Linked DNA regions of Mus musculus: region 2 is linked to region 1. Evidence: chromatin loops called from intact Hi-C (ENCODE). Cell type or tissue: left cerebral cortex. All regions are shown on one strand. Each heading gives the region's core, and the rest is flanking DNA. Links, peaks and the distances in the headings are about the cores only. Region 1 overlaps Gm35722 (predicted gene, 35722). Region 2 has its middle 37 kb from the start of 1700017N19Rik.

Region 1 (9,848 bases), core at 961-8,960:
CTGCATGATGTGGCCTTTTTGTCCATTCACATAATGCAGATATTATTATTGCACATACTTTATGGGCTATATACACAGGCCTACAGCTTCCTGCATGCTCTGTATTACTATCACTTTAAACCTCCACTGAGGGCTGTGTGCTTTTGTAGTGTAATTTACTGTAGTCACCTTTGGACACCTTGAGTGCTTCTGGGCAGGCACAGAATGAATGGCTTGATTAAGTCCATCTTGTCACGGAGTAACCAACCTGTCAACCTTCTTTTGGGCAAATTGTTTTTTGCATATGCTAATTTTTAGCCAATCTTTGTGCAAGGTCTTTTGACTTCACTCTCTACCCTATTCTTCTGCTTCAATGGTACTCAAAACAATTTCTATCTGCCGCTAAAGCTCATCCTTAGCCAAAAATATTACATTTCCCCTGTAGGAAAGTACCTACTTTACACTTCTTTATCCTTGGCAGTCAAAAGATTTTATCAAGAACTACTCTCTGGCCTCCATACACTTTCCAGTTGTTGGGATTCCTGCATTAAGATCAAGTTGCACATCTGCTACATATGTGTGTGTGTGTGTGTGTGTGTGTGTGTGTGTGTGTGTGTGTGTGTGTGTGTATGGGGTGGTGGTGGTAGTTCCAGACTATGTATATATGCTCTTTGGTTGGTGCTTCAGTCTCTGAGAGCTCCCAAGAATCCAGGTTCATTGACTCTGTTAGTCTTCCTTTGGAGTCCCTATCCTCTTTGGGTTCTTCAATCCTTTCCCCAACTCTTCCACAAGACTCTCAGATCTCCATCCAATATTTGGCTCTGGTAATGTTTGGTTGTGGGTCTTTGCATATGTTTCCATTTGCTGCTGGGTGGGGGACAGTTATGCTGGACTTCTGTCTGCAAGCATAACAGAGTATCATTAATAGTGTCAGAGGTTGGTTCTTGTCCATGGGATGGATCACAACTTGAGTCAGTTATTGGTTGACTATTCCCTCCATCTCAACTCCATCTTTGTTTCTGTACATATTGTAGGCAGGACACATTTTGGGCCTAAGGTTTTGTGTGTGGGGTCATTATCCCTCTACTGGGAGTCCTGCCTGGCTACTGGAAGTGGCCACTTCAGGTACCATATGCCTCACTGTTAAGAGTCTCAACAACAGTTACCCCCATACATTCCCTGGTGTCTTCCTCATCCTCCCATTCCTGTCCCAGATCACTGGAATATCCTAGAGATAGATACCCTCTTCCACCTTCCAATTTTCATTCTTTCTCCCCTGTTCTCCCTACACCTGATTCCTGCCCTGTCTAAGTTTCCATGCTGCTTCATTGGCAATCAATAATAAACTTTTCAAGGTCAGCACTTGAATAATAGAGCATAATTCCATCACTATTGCTCAAGCTATAATCACATTAAAAACTAGTAATTACCTTTTATTTTATTTTGTTTTATTTTATTATTGTTTTGTGTGCTGTTGGGCAAAAAACATACTTTTGAGTCATGTGTGGAGTTCAGTAGGCAACTAGTGAGAATTGATTTTCTCTTTCCACCTTCTTAATCCTAGGGATAGAATTCAGGTCTGAAGTCTTTTATCACAAATACCTCTACCTGCTGAGTCATCTCATTAGCTCAGGGAATTAGCATCTTTTAATGAATTTAGGAAATGTACTTGTTATCTGTGAGCAAGACTATATCCTTATTTATGTAAAATGAACGAACATGGAATAAAAATTAAAGAAAAATGCCAGGAAGAGACACTGAAAACGTGACATTTCTGCCTCTTGTGAATTTTTAAATGAAATCTTTCTGTTTGTTCTCAGAATAGAAGATTTTGGCCTTAACAGGCAAAGCGATTGATTGGTTTGCCTTGTGTCCAGGTGGTTAGACAAAAGTCATTGTTTCCATTTGAAAAGCGTTGCAATTTACTTCTTAGCTCAATTGAATGTTATTCTTTCTATTTTTCTCTATAATGTGTGGTAACACTACCGATCTCATCTTTGGGTCTGAGTGGAGCATGAAGCAGAAGTTGCTTCAATATAGTTTATACTATATTATAAGAAAAATTATACTTTGTGCTTTTCATTGATTCTAAACAAACCTGTCTTCCGCAATTACGGAGGAAAACAGAGCAGGGCAGGACACGTTGCAGCATCGTGTCAGACAGCTCATTTCTTAAGTCAGGACAACAGATTTCTCATCATCCTTTCTTTGGCTCAAGAATGGCAGTGCTTGCTTGTCTTTGTAAAAGGAAGATCTGCCAGTGGCAGAATTGACTTCCCTGGAATCCTTTTAAATCATTCTTCTTTAGGGATTTCCATGTGCTTTGGATCATTCTTGGTTTTTCAGTTTCCACTGTAGTAGTAAGACTGGCTTTTGTGGTGACTATTGGCCTAGCACCTAAGATTTGGCATTTTACAGTTTGTACAATATCAAAAAGCTGTTTCTGTTTTATGAAAATGCTAATTTTAGGAAATTTAAGATTTTTATTACATTATGAGAGATTGTCTTTATCCTCCAATGGATTAAAGTACAATTTTCATGAAGCAACCTGAAGAGCCCAAGGTTCTTAGATTTTTCAAAGTTTGTAATTACACTATGAGGAAATAAAAACAAATGGTGTAGTAATAGAGGTTCTATTATAATAGAGTAAAGAAATTTTAGACTCTGAATTCTGGAGAGTCAACTGGGCAGCAAAACCACTCTTCCTTTTCATTTTGGTACCATAACTGCAGATTTCATGACCTTATATAAGTTTAATTGTTGCCTAACGGTTTTCTCTGTGGTCTCCAGTATAAAATAAGACTTGATATTATGAACTTGAAAGGCATTAAAGATACTATATTGAGTGTCATTTGAAAAGAATCTGATATGCTGAATATATTCAAGTGAGGAATTTCATGTGTTTAGGAGTAACATCTATGAACCGATAGCCACTATGCAAAATTATTCCTATTGATAATATATACATTGTGATGTTTGATATATGTTTACACAATAAAACGTACATATTTAACATCTTTATGATGAGATTATTTTAAATTGATTGCTTGATAATTTTGGAATATGCATCAGAAGTAACCATTCATTTCACTGTGCAATAAATCTCAAAATATAATATCTATGCTTAAGTGTAACTTTTTACCTTTTTTAGCCACATCTGCCTATTATCCATATAATGATGAATAATTACCAGTATACCCTTTTAACTTGTGAATATAAAGTTTTTACACTCGATGCAGTAGTTTTTTGTACCTGTTGTATTTCATTTAGTATAATGCCCTTGGCATTTATCCACATAAAGATAAATATTTTGCCACAGTGGGACAAGTCCTATTTTACTCAAATCAAATTGCCTCCATATATTTTCATGTATCAATATATCAATATTGATATCTTATATCTTATATGCAAATAAAGGACTAGAATTTGGTCTGTGAGAGCTGAGCTGTCTGATGATCTTCAGAAAGCTCTCTCAAGCAGACCACAGTCTGTCAGCTTGCTCCCACTTCATTGACTTTGAGTCTTACTTTTGTTGCTCCCAAACACCCCTTCCTCAGAACCCCTCTCCAAGCTGAGGCTGGTCTTTGGCAATGGTGTACTTCTCAGGACTTCAGACTCCGTAGAGGTATGAGATGTGGGCCTTTAACTTTCTTCCAACCCCCATTATTATCAGAAATAACATCCTTATAAAACTAAGCCTTGAAAATGAGGAAAAAATTAGAACCCCAGAATCTACTTTTATTCTATTCTGGTCTTTCTTATCCTTTAATATTTCACACTGGGAAGGTCTTAGGGAGAGTACAGACAAGTTTTGGTTTCCTATTCCTTGCTGACCCAATTTTTTCTGCACTATATCCTATACTACCACATATTTAAGGCAGAAATTCTTCCATCATATAAAATTTATATTGGTAGCATAAATTCTCATTGCTGTACTCAAAAGACAGAACTTAAGGAAGGAAAGGTTTGGTTTTACTCATGATACAGAAAGTACAGACCACCAAAATGGAGGGTGATGATGGCTACATAATTTAGAGTGTTCAATATAGCTTATTTCCACCTTCCCCTATTGGGAATCAGAGTTCTCAGTGAAAAATAGGGTAGCAGACTATAATCCTCAAGGCACATTTTCCTAGTGATGTAAATCATCCACTTTCTATATAATCTTCAAGCTTCCAACACAGCAACACTAGCAGTAGTTTAAGTACTCAGAACCACGAACCTATGTGTGGGACATTTTATATCCAAACCATGAATGTATACATTAAGATTATTCTAAAACTAGTAGGAACATAACTACACTCAAACATGTAATTCTGACTGAGGGTAGAAGAGATTCAGAGATGGAAATAGAGATACACAGTAGATAGATAGGTAATGATAGAGATGATAGATGAGAGATTAGATAGATGGTAGATAGATGATACATAGGTTCTGATAACCATTATATTTCTTTTAAAAGAAAAAGAAGTATTATTACTTACGACCTTTCCTACCAATATTAAGTATGAAAGAGAAAAATTATGACAGAACCTGAGAATCCTTATTTAATCTCCTTTATATTATACCAGAACATTTAATGAACAATGAATGTGTGATTTAAAAAAAGATCATTGTAAGTGTGCTTTTCTTATAGTCTTTATTTCTTTTTTTAAATATTTAAAAAATCTTTTATTAGATTTTTTAATTTACATTTCATATATTATCCCCTTTCCTAGTTTCCCCTCCAAAAACCCCCTATCCTCTCCCCTCCCCCTGCTGCCCAACCCACCCACTTCTGCTTCCTGGCCCTGGCATTTCCTTATACTAGGGCATAGAAACTTCACAGGACCAAGGGCCTCTCCTCCCATTATGACCTACTAGGGCATCCTCTGCTACATATGCAGTTAGAGCCATGAGTCCCTTCTTTGATTGGTGGTTTAGTCCCAGGGAGCTCTGAGGGTACTGGTTAGTTCATATTGTTGTTCCTCCTATGGGGATACAAACCCCTTCAACTCCTTGGGTACTTTCTCTAGCTCCTTCTTTGGGGACCCCATGCTCAGTCCAATGGATAGCTGTGAGCATCCACTTCTGTATTTGTCAGGCACTGGCAGAGCCTCTCAGGAAGCAGTTTTATTAGGCTCCTGTCAGCAAGCTCTTGTTGGCATTCCCAATAGTGTCTGGTTTGGATGGTTGTTTATGGGATAGATTGCCAGGTAGGGCAATCTCTGGATGGCCATTCCTTCAGTCTCTGCTCTAAACTTTGTCTCTGTAATTCCTTCCATGGGTATTTTGTTCCCACACTTTGTATCCTCATTTTGTATCCACACTTTGGTCTTCCTTCTTCTTGAGTTTCATGTGTTTTGCAAATTGTATCTTAGGTATTCTGAGCTTCTGGGCTAATATCCACTTATCAGTGAGTGCATATCATGTGTTTTATTTTGTGATTGGGTTACCTCACTTAGGATGATATCCTCCAGATCCATCCATTTGCTTAAGAATTTCATGAATTCATTGTTTTAAATTGCTGAGTAGTACTCCATTGTGTAAATGTACCACATTTTCTATATCCATTCCCCTGTCGAGGGACATCTGGGTTCTTTCCAGCTTCTGGCTATTATAAATAAGGCTGTTATGAACATAGTGGAACATGCATCCTTACTACAAGTTGGAGCATCTTCTGGGTATATGCCTAGGAGTGGTATTAGCCACTAGGTATATCTCAGTTGAGAAATCTTTGTTTAGCTCTATAGCCCATTTTTTAAGTAGAGTTATTTGGTTTTCTGGAGTCTAATTTCTTGAGTTCTTTGTATATATTGGATATTAGCCCTCTATTGGATTTAGGATGGGTAAAGATCTTTTCCCAATCTGTTGGTTGTCTTTTTGTCTTATTGAGAGTGTCCTTTGCCTTAGAGAAGCTTTGTAATTTTATGAGGTCCCATTTGTCAATTCTTGATCTTACAGCACAAGCCATTGCTGTTCTGTTCAGGAATCTTTCTCCTGTGCCCATATCTTCAAGGCTCTTCACCACTCTCTCCTCTATAATTTCAGTGTCTCTGATTTTATGTGGAGGTCCTTGATCCACTTAGACTTGAACTTTGTACAAGGAGATAGGAATGGATCAATTCACATTCTTCTACATGATAATCAGTAGCTGAGCCAGCACCATTTGTTAGAAATGCTGTCTTTTTTTCCACTGGATGGTTTTAGCTCCTTTGTAAAAGATCAAGTGACCAGAGGTGTGTAGGTTTATTTCTGGGTCTTCAATTCTATTTCATTGATCTACCTGTCTGTCATTGTACCAGTACCATGCAGTTTTTAATCACAATTGCTTTGTAGTACAGCTTGAGGTCAGGATGGTGATTCTACCGGAGGTTCTTTTATTGTTGAGTATAGTGTTTGCTATCCTAGTTTTTTTTTTGTTATTCCAGATGAATTTGCAAATTTTTCTTTCTAACTCTGTGAAGAATTGTGTTGGGATTTTAATGGGAATTGCATTGAATCTGCAGACTTCTTTTGACAAGATAGCCATTTTTACTATATTAATCCTGCCAATCCATGAGCATGGGAGATCTTTCCATCTTCTGAGAACTTCAATCTCTTTCTTAAGAGACTTAAAGTTCTTATCATACAGAACTTTCACTTCCTTAGTTAGAGTCACACCAACGTATTTTATATTACTTGTGAATATTGTGAAGGGTGTTGTTTTCCTAATTTCTTTCTCAGTCTTTTTATCCTTTATGTAGAGAAAGGCCACTGATTTGTTTGAGTTAATTTTATATCCAGCTACTTCACTGAAGCTGTTTATCAGGTTTAGGTGTTCTCTGATGGAAATTTTGGGGTCACTTAAATATTCTATCATACCATCTGCAAATAGGTATATTTTGACTTCTTCCTTTCCAATTTGTATCCCTTTGATCTCCTTTTGTTTTTCAATGCTCTGGTTAGGACTTCAAGTACTATATTGAATAAGTAGAGAGAGAGTGGACAGCCTTCTCTAGTCCCTGATTTTAGGGGGATTGCTTCAAGTTTCTCTCCATTTTAGTTTGATGTTGGGTACTGGTTTGTTGTATATTTCTTTTATAATGTTTAGATATGGGTCCTGAACTCCTGATATTTCTAAGACTTTTATCATGAACAGGTGTTGGATTTTGTCAAATGCTTTCTCAGCATCTAGTGAGATTATCATATAGTTTTTGTTTTTGATTTTGTTCATCTAGTGGATTACATTGATAGACTTTCATATAGTGAACCATTCTTGCATCCCTGGAATGAACCCTACTTGGTCATGATGGATGATTGTTTTGATGTGTTTTTGGATTTGGTTTGCAAGAATTTTATTGACTATTTTTGCATTGATATTCTTTAGGGAAATTGGTCTGAAGTTCTCTTTCTTTATTGGGTCTTTGTGTGGTTTAGGTATCAGAGTAATTGTGGCTTTCTTAGAACAATTGGGGTAGAATATCTTCTGTTTCTATTTTGTGGAATAGTTTGAGGAGTATTGGAATTAGGTCTTCTTTGAAGGTCTGATAAAACTCTGCACTAAACCTATCTGGTCCTGGGCTTTTTTGATTGGGAGACTGTTAATGATTATCTCTATTTCTTTAGGGGATATAGAACTATTTAGATCATTAATCTGATCCTGATTTAACTTCTGGTACCTAGTATCTATCTAGAAAATTGTCCATTTCATCATAGTTTTACACTTTTGTTGAGTATAGCCTTTTGTTATAGGATCTGATGATTCTTTTTTTATGTCTCCCTTTTCATTTCTGATTTTGTTAATCAGGATACTGTCCCTGTGCCCTCTATTTAGTCTTTCTAAGGGTTTTATATCCTGTTGATTTTCTCAAAGAAGCAGCTCCTGGTTTGGTTGGTTCTTTGAATAGTTCTTTTTGTTTCCACTTGGTTGATTTCAGCCCTGAGCTTAATTATTTCCTGCAGTCTACTCCTGTTGGGTGAATTTGCTTCCTTTTGTTGTAGAGCTTTTAGGTGTCCTGTTGAGCTGCTAGTGTATGTTATGTCCATTTTCTTTTTGGAGGCACTCAGAACTATGAGTTTTCCTTTTAAGACTGCTTTCATTGTGTCCCATAAGTTTGGGTATGTTCTGGCTTTATTTTCATTAAACTCTAAAAAGTCTTTAATTTCTTTCTTTATTTCTTCCTTGATCAAGTTATCATTTAGTAGAGTGCTGTTCAGCTTCCACTTGAATGTGGGTTTTCTATTATTTATGTTGTTATTGAAGATCAGCCCTAGTTTGTGGTGATCTGATAGGATGCATAGGATTATTTCAGTATTTTTTTAATTGTTGAGTTCTGTTTTCTGACCTATTATATGGTCAATTTTGGAGAGGGTACCATGAGGTGTTGAGAAGAAGGTATATCCTTTTGTTTTAGGATAAAGCGTTCTATAGATATTTGTTAAATCCATTTGTTTCATAACTTCTGTTAGTTTCACTGTTTCTCTGTTCAATTTCTCATTATAGCATATGTCCATTGATGAGAGTGGGGTATTGAAGTCTCCCACTATTATTTTGTGCAGTGCAATGCCTGCTTTGAGCTTTACTAAAATTTCTTTATTAAATGTGGATGACCTTGCATTTGAAGCATAGATGTTCAGAATTGAGAGTTCATCTTGGTAGATTTTACCTTTGATGAGTATCATGTGTCATTCCTTGTATTTTTTGATAACTCTAGGTTGAAAGTCAAATTTATTCAATATTAGAATGGCAACTCCAGCTTGTTTCTTCGGACCATTTCCTTGAAAAGTTGTTTTCCAGCCTTTTACTCTGAGGTAATGTCTGTCTTTTTTCCCTGAGGTGGGTTCCTTGTATGAAGCAAAATGTTGTGTCCTTTTAATGTAGCCAGTCTTGTAATATATGTCTTTTTATTGGGGAATTGAGTCTGTTGATATTAAGAGATATTAAGGAAAATTAATTGTTGCTTCATGTTATTTTTGTTGTTAAAGTTGGGATTATGTTCATGTGTCTATCTTCTTTTAGGTTTGTTGAAAGATTACTTTCTTGCTTTTTTTCAGGGCATAGTTTCCCTCCTTGTTTTGGAGTTTTCCCTTAATTATCCTTTGAAGACCTGGATTCCTGAAAAGATATTATGTAAATTTTGTTTTGTCATGGAATACTTTGGTTTCTCCCTCCTTGTTTTGGAATTTTCCCTTAATTATCCTTTGAAGACCTGGATTCCTGAAAAGATATGTAAATTTTGTTTTGTCATGGAATACTTTGGTTTCTCCATCTATGGTAATTGAGAGTTCGATGGGTATAATAGCCTGAGCTGGCATTTGTCTTCTCGTAGGGTCTGTATTACATCTGTCTAGGATCTTCTGGCTTTCATAGTGTCTGGTGGGATGCCTGGTGTAATTCCAATAGGTCTGCCTTTATATGTTACTTTACCTTTTCCCCTTACTACTTTTAATATTTTTTCTTTGTTTAGTGTATTTGATGTTTTGATTATTTTGTGACAGGAGGAATTTCTTTTCTGATCCAAACTATTTGGAATTCAGCAGGCTTCTTGTATGTTCTCAGGGAACTCTTTATTTAGGTTAGGGAAGTTTTCTTCTATCTTTTTTTTTTTTTAAGATATTTACTGGTCCTTTAAGTTGAAAATCTTCATTCTTATCTATACCTATTATCCTTAGATTTGGTCTTCTCATTGTGTCCTGGATTTCCTGGATGTTTTGAGTTAGGATGTTTATGCCTTTTGCATTCTCATTGATTGTTGTGTCCATGCTTTCTATGGAATCTTCTGCACCTAAGAGCCTCTCTTCTATCTCTTATATTCTGTTGGTGATGCTTGCATCTATGGCTCCTGATTTCTTTCCTAGGATTTCTATCTCCAGAGTTGTCTTCCTTTGTGATTTCTTTTTTGTTTCTA
Region 2 (9,848 bases), core at 942-8,941, 95 kb before region 1:
ACCCCTGATTATGCAGAGGAAAGAACATTTTAAGTAATATATATGTATTCTTAAATTTCACTCATAATAATCATCTTTTGGTATATCCCTATTTTACCTATCCATTTTAGAAGCTAGCCATAGATGAAAACTGTTCACTATCTTGCTCAAGTTAGCAGCTAATCAATGCTACCTTTGACCCTGCAGTCTCTTTCATTTGATAGACTGAGGTATTTATCTACAATCTATCTTCTGAATGCAATCTTGTCATTTCAGAATGATATCAGATCATAGAGGTCACAATTTCAGTTTGGCGCTTTGCAAATGTGCAGATACAAGATCAGAAATTAAGATAATTGTTCAAAGTCTAAGAGGAGATGGCATGGACAGTAGGTTCTCTGCAAAGTGCTATAGAGTTGCCCTCAGGACATGCCTGAGTTTACTATCATCTGTGTGTAATGGAAAGAATCATAAAGTCATTTTTAATTTCTCTGATATGCACTAGGCATCTATGAATAGATACTGATAATGTTTGTTTTTTAAACAAGCTCACATTTTGGGCTTATCATGCAAAATCATATAATTACACCTTTCATATGTTTCTGATTGTTGAGTTTGGGTGATGTATGCTCGTATGTGATGATTTGTACAATCATTTAATGTGCTATTTATAACTATTATAGTGCTATTGCTAAGTGGTGATATGAACTTTGGCAAAGAATGGCCATGTTAATAATATGACCTCATAGAGTTGGGAAGAATAAATATGATTATCCATGCAAAACTTGAAATTATACCTGCCACTTTGAAATAATTCTACATATTACAAATTTTCTTTCTATTAATATAAGTAATTTTGAAGAGATCTAAGTTAAGGGAAAATAGCATTTCAGCATTTTACAAGCTAGCTACCAGATTGTTAACTATAATGTGTTGTTCCACATTAGCATATATGGTTTTCATTGATTATGTTGAGATAGACCTTGGAGATTGTGCCTGAGAGGACATTACCAGAGAAAATCAAACTTCAAATACTCTTTGCAGACTGATTAAAACATAAGTATTTGGAGGTGGTGACACCTGTGACAAATGGTTGAAGTGTGTCACTGGAGAGTATGTTTTGAGGGACATTTTGAAATCCTAGTCCCTTTTGGTCTCCACTCTGCTTCCTGGTTGTAATGAGATGAACGTTTCTGCTGTCCCATGCATGGCTTTGCATCTGTGACAGAAAGAAAGCTCTGAAATGATGAACAAAACAAATGCTTCCTCTTTTATGTTGTTTCTGTCAGGTGTTTGGTCACAGTGACAGTGAAACCAACACAATAGTATGTGACAGAGATGTCTGTGTGAGTGAGATGCTAAAAAAAAAAGTTCTAACATTGTTAAAACAGTAAAGTAAGTGTTTTTCAGGCACGACACCTCCAGGAGGGACAGGAACTCCTGTGACCCTGTGACTGGCCTTTACAATGCAGGAGAAAAACTGGGATGAACTGTTATCACAGCAGGGAAAAGTAGAGACTTAAAGCTGTAGATCAGGTCTCTCTGAGAAAAGGGTCCAGAGAACCACACACTTGTAATTCGGTCAAGGCAGGAATCCTTGGGAACATTTGCTTCCCAAATTACACCTTTCCCCAAATTACCAGTTGAGAAGTTTAAGTTCACGCAGTAAAATGAGTTTCATCAATTCTACACTTCTATTGTTCGTCTCTATTGCTACCCGACATCACCTCACTTCCTAATTAGAAATTGTTTTCTCTCCTACTTGGACAGCAATATTGTATCATAGGAACTACATTTACTTATTAGTCTGTCCTCTGAAATATCATTTAGGAGATTCTTCTGAAGAATGACAGGGATTGGACAGTCACTGGCAGCAGTAGATGTGATCGATTGATGTATATGGTCATTCTCAGGGACCTACAGAAAACCCAGTATTGCCTCCATTTTTATTTACTTCTCTGGAAGGAAGAACTCACATTGTATGCAGCCCTAGGTGGCCTGAATATCTCAGCGTAGAGTAGGCAGCCCTTGAATTTGCCAGGGATTATTTTGCTTTTGGCTCCCAAGCAAGTTCTGAGATTATAGGTGTAGACTGCCACATCTGGTTGATGTTTTCCATTTTACTCCATTTCTAAGTTTCAGAACAAATACCTTTAAAAAATCCACTCACTTATTTTAGTTTCTAGTATGCACTGCTACTGAGTCTCCCACAAGCCATTACCCCACATCCCTCTATAAGTAGTTGCATCCGTGTGCATGTTCTCTCAGTTGATTCTGCCTGTCCCTTATCCCACACAACCCTTCCATGCCCAGGCCCAGCTGGGTCCTACTCATTTACACACTTTCTTGGTGAGTCCTTCGTGTCCCAGTCCCTGGAGTCAGCTGAGAGTGATGATAGTGTGCCTTCTCAGTTACCACAAGATTGGATCACTCAGTCTCCAATAATAACTCAACACAGAACATTTGAAGGGGCTGATCTATACACTCTTTTGATTGGATCTGAAACTTTGGAGAACATGAAAAACAGAACCAAACTTTTTAAAAGGCAGACCAGAATTTCCTATGAGACATACAACCAATGAAACAAATGCACATACCCAGGGCTCATTGCAAAAATACAAACAGTATGGTCTTCTGAAAGTACTATAGAAAAGTTCACAAGATGAGAATTGCTTAGAAGGACTCCTAGGCACATAATTTAAGAGAACAATGGAAAAAGGGATCCATTAGTTGAGGCAGCTTTAAAAGGGCAAGAATGAAAACCTGGATGAACTGAAATAGGCAAAGAAGAAATTCTTGGTTAAAGATTAAGAAAACACAAGTGTACAGCTGATTGAAACAACAAAGACAATCCATGATTTGAACAATAAATTCAGTAAAGAGAGAAAAATGCTAAGAAAACTCAAGCTGAAATGAAGAGGGACTTGAAAATTTTAACAAATGAATTAGAAAACTCGGGGAAAGAGCTTTCCAGAGGTATATGTCAAGTAGAAGATGGATTATCAGGATTTAAAGATACAGAAAAAGAGTTAGAGCACCCACAGGATATGACAAAAACAAAAAGGGATATGGAGGAATTTGTGATACCACAATACAAAGACAAAAATCTATGAATTCCAGGCCTAGAAGAAGGATTCCAGGCCAACTGGGTACCAACTTCCGTGTTAGTCACATTTCTGTGGTGATAAACACCATGTCTGAGTCAACTTATCAAAGAAAGAAGGCATAGTATGGTTAGAAATTGTCCGTTTAGTGGAGAAGGATGGAACATTAAGTGGGGGAGAGGAGAGATGGGGCAGCTTGCTGTTTGATGTAAGATGTGGAACTTACTCATAGAGTGTCAGTTTGAACAAAGCCTTGTGAAGAAATCGGGCTGGCTGACCATGCTTTCTCGCCTCCTTGTATACTTAGGGCACACCAAGGGTCAGCACAATAAGGAGGATACTTCAGATACACGCACTGAAGGAACAAACACACTTGCATTGTCAAAGAAAAACTTCTGTGAACAAAGATAGAGGAGTAAACAATGCTTTATATGTAACATGACACGGAGGCTAAGCTCAACTCCCCAAAGGGCTGGTGATGTGAAGAGCTGGGATGAGGGATTGCTGAACCATCTGCTCCTGCTATTGGCTTCACTGAAAAACAAAACATGTGATAAAATGGAAACCGCTGTATTCTCCCCACCTTGGGCACTGTTACAACTGCAGAAGAGAAAGTTAGGCTCGGGGCTGCGGGGGGGGGGGGTGCTGGAGAGATGGCTCAGGGGTTAAGAGCACTGACTGCTCTTCCGAAGGTCCTGAATTCAGATCTCAGTAACCACATGGTGGCTCACAACCATCCATAATGAGATCTGATTCCCTCTTCTGGTGTGTCTGAAGTCAGCTACAGGGTACTTATATATAATAAATAAATCTTGGAGCTGGGTTGCGCAGGGGCCAGAACAAGAAGAAAAAAGAAAAGAAAAGAAAGTCTCTCCCTGTCTTAGAAGGTAAGAGAAGTGTGGTGTAGTTTCCCTTGAAGATTACATCTAGTAGATTGTCCCTGAATTGAAAATCAGGTGCAGAGGTATTGCTAAAATCTAAAAGGGGCATTTACAATGACAACTTTCCTAAGATAAGTGCTCTAAGAAAACTGAGGTTAGGAGTGGCGAAGGGGGAGCAGTTAAAAAAATCTCCTTACAATTTAGAGATGCTCCTGGGAATGTTAAGGCCTTTGGGGGTATTGTCTTTGAGTGAAGGGGGGTATGGTAGGTAGGCATGAACTGTGTGGTGAGCTCCAGAAGTTAGTCTTGCCCTGGGAGAGGAGGGAAGGCATTTGAAATGTTTGTGAGGAGGAATGGTGTATTGTCCATTTATTTCTGAGGAACTGCCGAGGCTCGTGCACTCTAAGTGGGAGAGGAGCTGTGGCCTCAGGGAAACCAGCTGAAGGCTTAACACTACAAACCAGAGATTGGGTGTGTAGGTCAAGAGGTCAATTGTGTGACACATTAAGAAAAGGTTGAGTTCTGATGCATTTAACAGCATAGTCCACAGACTTTCCCATAGAATTATTGAGGAAGAAAGACTTCAAGGTTAATTTGAACAAAGGGGAGAGTAGAATTTGAACTCAAAGAAATTCTAAAAAAAAAAAAAACCTAAAAATCAACCTATAGAAGCAAAGCAATAACAAAGCTCAATGCAGTAGTACATATTTGTAATTCTAGTGGGTTGGAGACAAGTGGATGCTTAGGGCTTACTGGTCAACCTAGCCTACACCATGGTTCCAAGCCAGGGTGAGGCCCTGGCTCAAGAATGTGAATAGTTCCTGAGGAAAAATATTTGAAGTTGATTCATATATGCACAGGAACACATACATACACAAACACACAGGACAATGAGGGAAGGAAGAGAGAGAGAGAGAGAGAGAGAGAGAGAGACAGAGACAGAGACAGAGACAGAGACAGAGACAGAGACAGAGACAGAGAGACAGAGAAAGAGATCAAAGGGAATGGCAATTGAAAATATCAGTGAATGTATCTTACAAAAATTTTTTAAAAATGTATTCATAGCCTACAAAGTTATCAACACACACTGTTATTTACTACTTAAAGTGTAATTATTTATTTCTGAATATAGACCTTATAACAGCCATACTTTAGTAACAACAGAACCAAATCCTCAAATAGAGCTTGAAAATAAGATTGAAATGGGAAAGGCAAAAACTACAGTTGGTGACCAAAACAGAGTTGCTTCCTTCCTTCCAACAACAACAGAGGAGAGAGACTCCAAAGGAAGAAATCGATCTAGCCTATGGGTTTCCTGACAGGCATAACCACAAAAGACCCTTTCAGACTCACTAACTTACAGAGAGGCCTCCACAATGCTCTATGCCACAACTTTGCCCATAACTATCTGCTCAACCTCAGACTCTTTTCCAGTAAAGTCATGATGACCAGGATTATTGTTTCAAAACATTTGATGGAATTCTTATTTGTGCCAAAAAAAAAATCTCCCTCTTTGCTTCTTTGAGCGCAGCTATGGCTTACAACAACACGAATATTCTCATTGCAATGCTGTTCCTAAGTCAATCCCATCATTCGAGGAGTCACAACTTTCATTTAAGTTGTCATAAATTGAAGGAAAATAACCGCCTCGTGATCGCTAGAGGGCAGCACGGTCACAGAAACGGATCGTAAATCTAGCCCGCCTTCCCAATAAGACATTTTGTTTGGACACATTTATTTCTACCTCGCTGATGCTAGCAGTAGGAGCCTTCAGAAATGAAAGTAAACAAAGCATAACCTTTTCATCGAAGAGACTTTATAGGAAGAAAAACGATATTTCGTTTTCATAAGGATTTGGAGGAGCTATAATGTAGCTTGGGGGCGTCTATACTATTTGAAAATAAAAGCATAAAGAAGGATAGAGCAGGGAACACCCCAAGGCATATTTTCCTCTTGATGCCTGGGCTGAAATCACGCTAGCAGCAATGAATTGCGTGATGTTAGAGAAGAGAGCAGCCTAGGTCGCCTCCGTTCAAATTTGGTATTCCTCTCCAGGGCTAGGCTACAGCTTTGGTATATGTTCCTTTTCCAAAAGAAGATGACATGGTTGCCCTGTGGCCTTACTAAAACCGGCAAGTCATAAATGCTTGAGATGGGGTGAGAATCTCTTTCCATCAGGGAATAGAGGAGGATGCAGGAAACAAAATCAGAAAAGAAATTGGGTCAGGCAGAGAGAGAGAGAGAGAGAGAGAGAGAGAGAGAGAGAGAGAGAGAGAGAGAGAGAGAGAGAGAGAGAGAGGCAGAGTCAGAGTCCAGAACAGAAGCAGGGCTAATAAACGTATGGAAATGTCAAAGGAGGAGTACCTATATTTACAGCAAGAACAAAAAGGGCACAAGATTGTGCAAAACTGGGATTGTATTTTGTTATTTGAAAACATAAATAAAATATACGAGAGGTGACAACCCATTTTGGGCATGAAGGATGCTGTTCAGTGGAGATTTTGAGTTATTATATGATAAATCAATTAAGGAGTGTGTAAGGGTAAGAAAGAGGCACTGAGAGACCGTGTGCCATTTCAAGATCATCCTCTGTTCAACAGTTGACTATAAATACATTAATTCAAGAAATCCTTTTTGATGATGGTATTTACAAACATGATTCTCACAAAATGTCCTTGTTACATTAACAACATACCACACCATCAGGGGTATAGAGAAGGCTATAGATACACTTTTATTGCCTTTTAATTTGAGATTATAAGAAAATTATATCATTTGCTCCTCCCTTTTCTCCCTCCAAATTCTTTCCCAATAGTGCCTGGAATACCAGAGCACATGAGCTCATAATAAAATCTTAATTCTTCTTACTTTTTTCCTTTCTTTTATTCGTGTGAAACGTTATTAGGCTTCTATTACACAGCCAAATTCTGTGGACTAGAAATTGAATAGCTGGTCAAAACCAAATGGTCCCTGCTCTTTGGAAGTTTGGGAGGTATATGAAATTCACAAATTGTATAACATCACACTGTGATGACTTGTCAATCCTTGGCCCAGGGAGTGGCACTATTAGGAGATGTGGCCTTCTTGGAGTAGGTGTGTCACTGTGTGTGGTGGGGCGGGCTTTAATACCCTCATACTAGCTGCCTGGATGTGATGAGTATTCTGCTAGCAGCCTTCACATGAAGTAGAACTTTGTTATGGAAAGTGATTTGAATTTTGTGGACCTGGCATAAGAGGTTTCAGTAGAGAGTTTCAATATGTGTCTCTAGACAGTTTTTGAGGTATTTTGGTGAAGAATGTGGCTGCTTTTTGCTCTTGTCTGAAGAGTATGTCTGAGGCTAAGGTGAAGAGACTCAGATTAATTGCATTGACAAAGGAAGTCACAGAAATGCCCATCATAGACTTTGTTCTCTGGTTAAGTTTCATGAAGAGCATTTTAAACAAACTGAGAAAGGAAAAATATAAAAAATATATTTCGAGTATTAAAGGGGCCCCAAGAAGTGAAATGGAGCTGAATCCTGAGTTTAAGGAGATAACAAATTAAGGGAGTGGAACTTTGGGGCAAGATCCTACCCAGTTAAATTTGGATCCAGGCATGGCGGTACACACCTTTAATCTCAGGAGACAGGAATGTAGATCTCTGAGTTCAAGGTTAATCTACAGAGCAAAATCAAGGACAGCTAAGCACAATCAAGGACAGCCAAACTTAGGCAGTGAAAGAGTTGGAAAAGAGGAAGCTAGTGATAATGTAATTGAACAAGGGAGCTATGTTCCACCTCCTGCTAGCAGTAGAACTCAGGCAGCTTTGGCTATGTGTCTCTGGCTTTATAGTTAAGGGGAGAAGGAGACTACTGGGACAGTTGGTGCTAGTTAGCTGGAGCTAAGAAATTAGTGGTGACAGCCTCCAAACGCTGACACCATTGCATACACTAGCAAGATTTTGCTGAAAGGACCCTGATAGAGCTGTCTCTTGTGAGGCTATGCTGGGGCCTAGCAAACATACAAGTGGATGCTCACAGTTAGCTATTGGATGGATCACAGGGCCCCCAATGGAGGAGCTAGAGAAAGTACCCAAGGAGCTAAAGGGGTCTGCAACCCTATTGGTGGAACAACATTATGAACTAACTAGTACCCCAGAGCTCGTGTCTCTAGCTGCATATGTATCAGAAGTTGGCCTAGTCAGCCATCAGTGGAAAGAGAGGCCCATTGGACTTGCAAACTTTATATGCCTCAGTATTGGGGAACGCCAGGGCCCAGAAGTGGGAGTGGTGCGGGGAGGGGACTGGGGGGGGGAGTGTGTGTGGGACTTTTGGGATAGCACTGGAAATGAAATTAAGAAATACCTAGAGAGAGAGAGAGAGAGAGAGAGAGAGAGAGAGAGAGAGAGAGAGATATGAACCAGTGAGTTTGTTGGGATTGTTTACTGTTTACAGACTCTTTTCTTTTCTTTTTTCTTTTCTTTTCTTTTCTTTTCTTTTCTTTTCTTTTCTTTTCTTTTCTTTTCTTTTCTTTTCTTTTCTTTTCTTTTCTCTTCTCTTCTCTTCTCTTCTCTTCTCTTCTCTTCTCTTCTCTTTTCTTCTTTCTTTCTTTCTTTCTTTCTTTCTTTCTTTCTTTCTTTCTTTCTTTCTTTCTTTCTTTCTTTCTTTCTTTCTGTTTTAGATTTATTTATTTCCTCTTATTTGCATGACTGTTTAGTCTGTACTTATGCATTTGCACCACTTGCATGCCCAGTGCCTGCAGATGTCAGAAGAGGCCACTGGATCTCCTGGCATTGGAGTTATGGATGGTTGTAAGCCACCATGTGGGTGCTGGAAACACACCCCTGAGACTCTTCAAGAACAGTCAGTTCTTTTAATCACTGAGCCATTTCTCCAGCTCCGACTAGTGGCTTCTCCTCCTCCTCCTCCTCCTCCTCCTCCTCCTCCTTCTTCTTCGTCTTCAAATTGGATGTTTTATTTGTTTACATTTCAAATATTATCCCCTTTCCGGGTTTGCCCTCTGCAAGCCCCCTATCCCATCCCTCCTTAGCCTGCTTCTTTGAGGGTGCTCTTCCACCCACTCACCCACTCCTGCCTCACCATCCTAGCATTCCTCTACTTCACAGGACCAAGGGCCTCTCCTTCCATTGATACCAGAGAAGGCCCCTTTAGCTCCTTCAGTCCTTCTGCTAACTCCTCCATTGGGGTCCTGGTACTCAGTCAGATCTGCATCTGTATTGGTCAGTATCTGGCAGAGCCACTCAGGAGACAGCTATATCAGGTTTCTGTCAGCAAGCACTTCTTGGCATCAGCAACAGTGCCTGGTTTACAAACTCTTTTTTATTTTTTTAAACTCTTTTTTTTAATTTATTTTTTTAAAATTAGGTATTTTCTTCCTTTACATTTCAAATGCTATCCCAAAATCCCCCCCCGACCCTCCCCCCGAAAGAATGTTGGTGACTCAAAGGTAGGTACATCATCAAAAGGCATCACGGGTGATGATGGGCGACTGTACTGGCTAATTTTGTGTCAACTTGACACAAGCTGGAGTTATCACGGAGAAAGGAGCTTCAGTTGGGGAAATGCCTCCATGAGATCCAGCTGTAAGGCATTTTCTCAATTAGTGATCAAGGGGGAAAGGCCCCTTGTGGGTGGGACCATCTCTGGACTGGTAGTCTTGGTTCTATAAAGAGAGCAGGCTGAGCAAGGCAGGGGAAGCAAGCCAGTAAAGAACATCCCTTCATGGCTTCTGCATCAGCTCCTGCTTTCTGACCTGCTTGAGTTCTAGTCCTGATTTCCTTCAGTGATGAACAGCAGTATGGAAATGTAAGCTGAATAAACCCTTTCTTCTCCAACTTGCTTCTTGGTCATGATGTTTGTGCAGGAATAGAAAGCCTAACTAAGAC

What was found. A loop is a pair of places that touch in the nucleus more often than their neighbours do. Peaks named below come from ENCODE experiments on the same cell type or tissue, not always from the same donor. Only the 100,000 strongest peaks of a DNase experiment are listed, where the experiment ranks them.
Region 2: it touches region 1 in a loop (2.0-fold over the local background); 3 of 42 quality-filtered maps call a loop at or near these places.

Annotation. Positions count from the first base shown.
Region 1 is chr10:100,719,716-100,729,563 of GRCm38, forward strand. All of the region lies in intron 2 of Gm35722 (predicted gene, 35722), which reads right to left. Among named protein-coding and RNA genes, the nearest start is that of Gm35722, 17 kb to the right of the region's middle. In left cerebral cortex, for the core only: no CTCF peak of the experiment used is centred there; no DNase peak of the experiment used is centred there.
Region 2 is chr10:100,624,298-100,634,145 of GRCm38, forward strand. No RefSeq gene overlaps it. Among named protein-coding and RNA genes, the nearest start is that of 1700017N19Rik, 37 kb to the left of the region's middle. In left cerebral cortex, for the core only: a CTCF peak has its summit at 5,635 (motif pointing right); a DNase peak (open chromatin) is centred at 5,647; H3K4me3 peaks cover 460 bases; H3K27ac peaks cover 388 bases.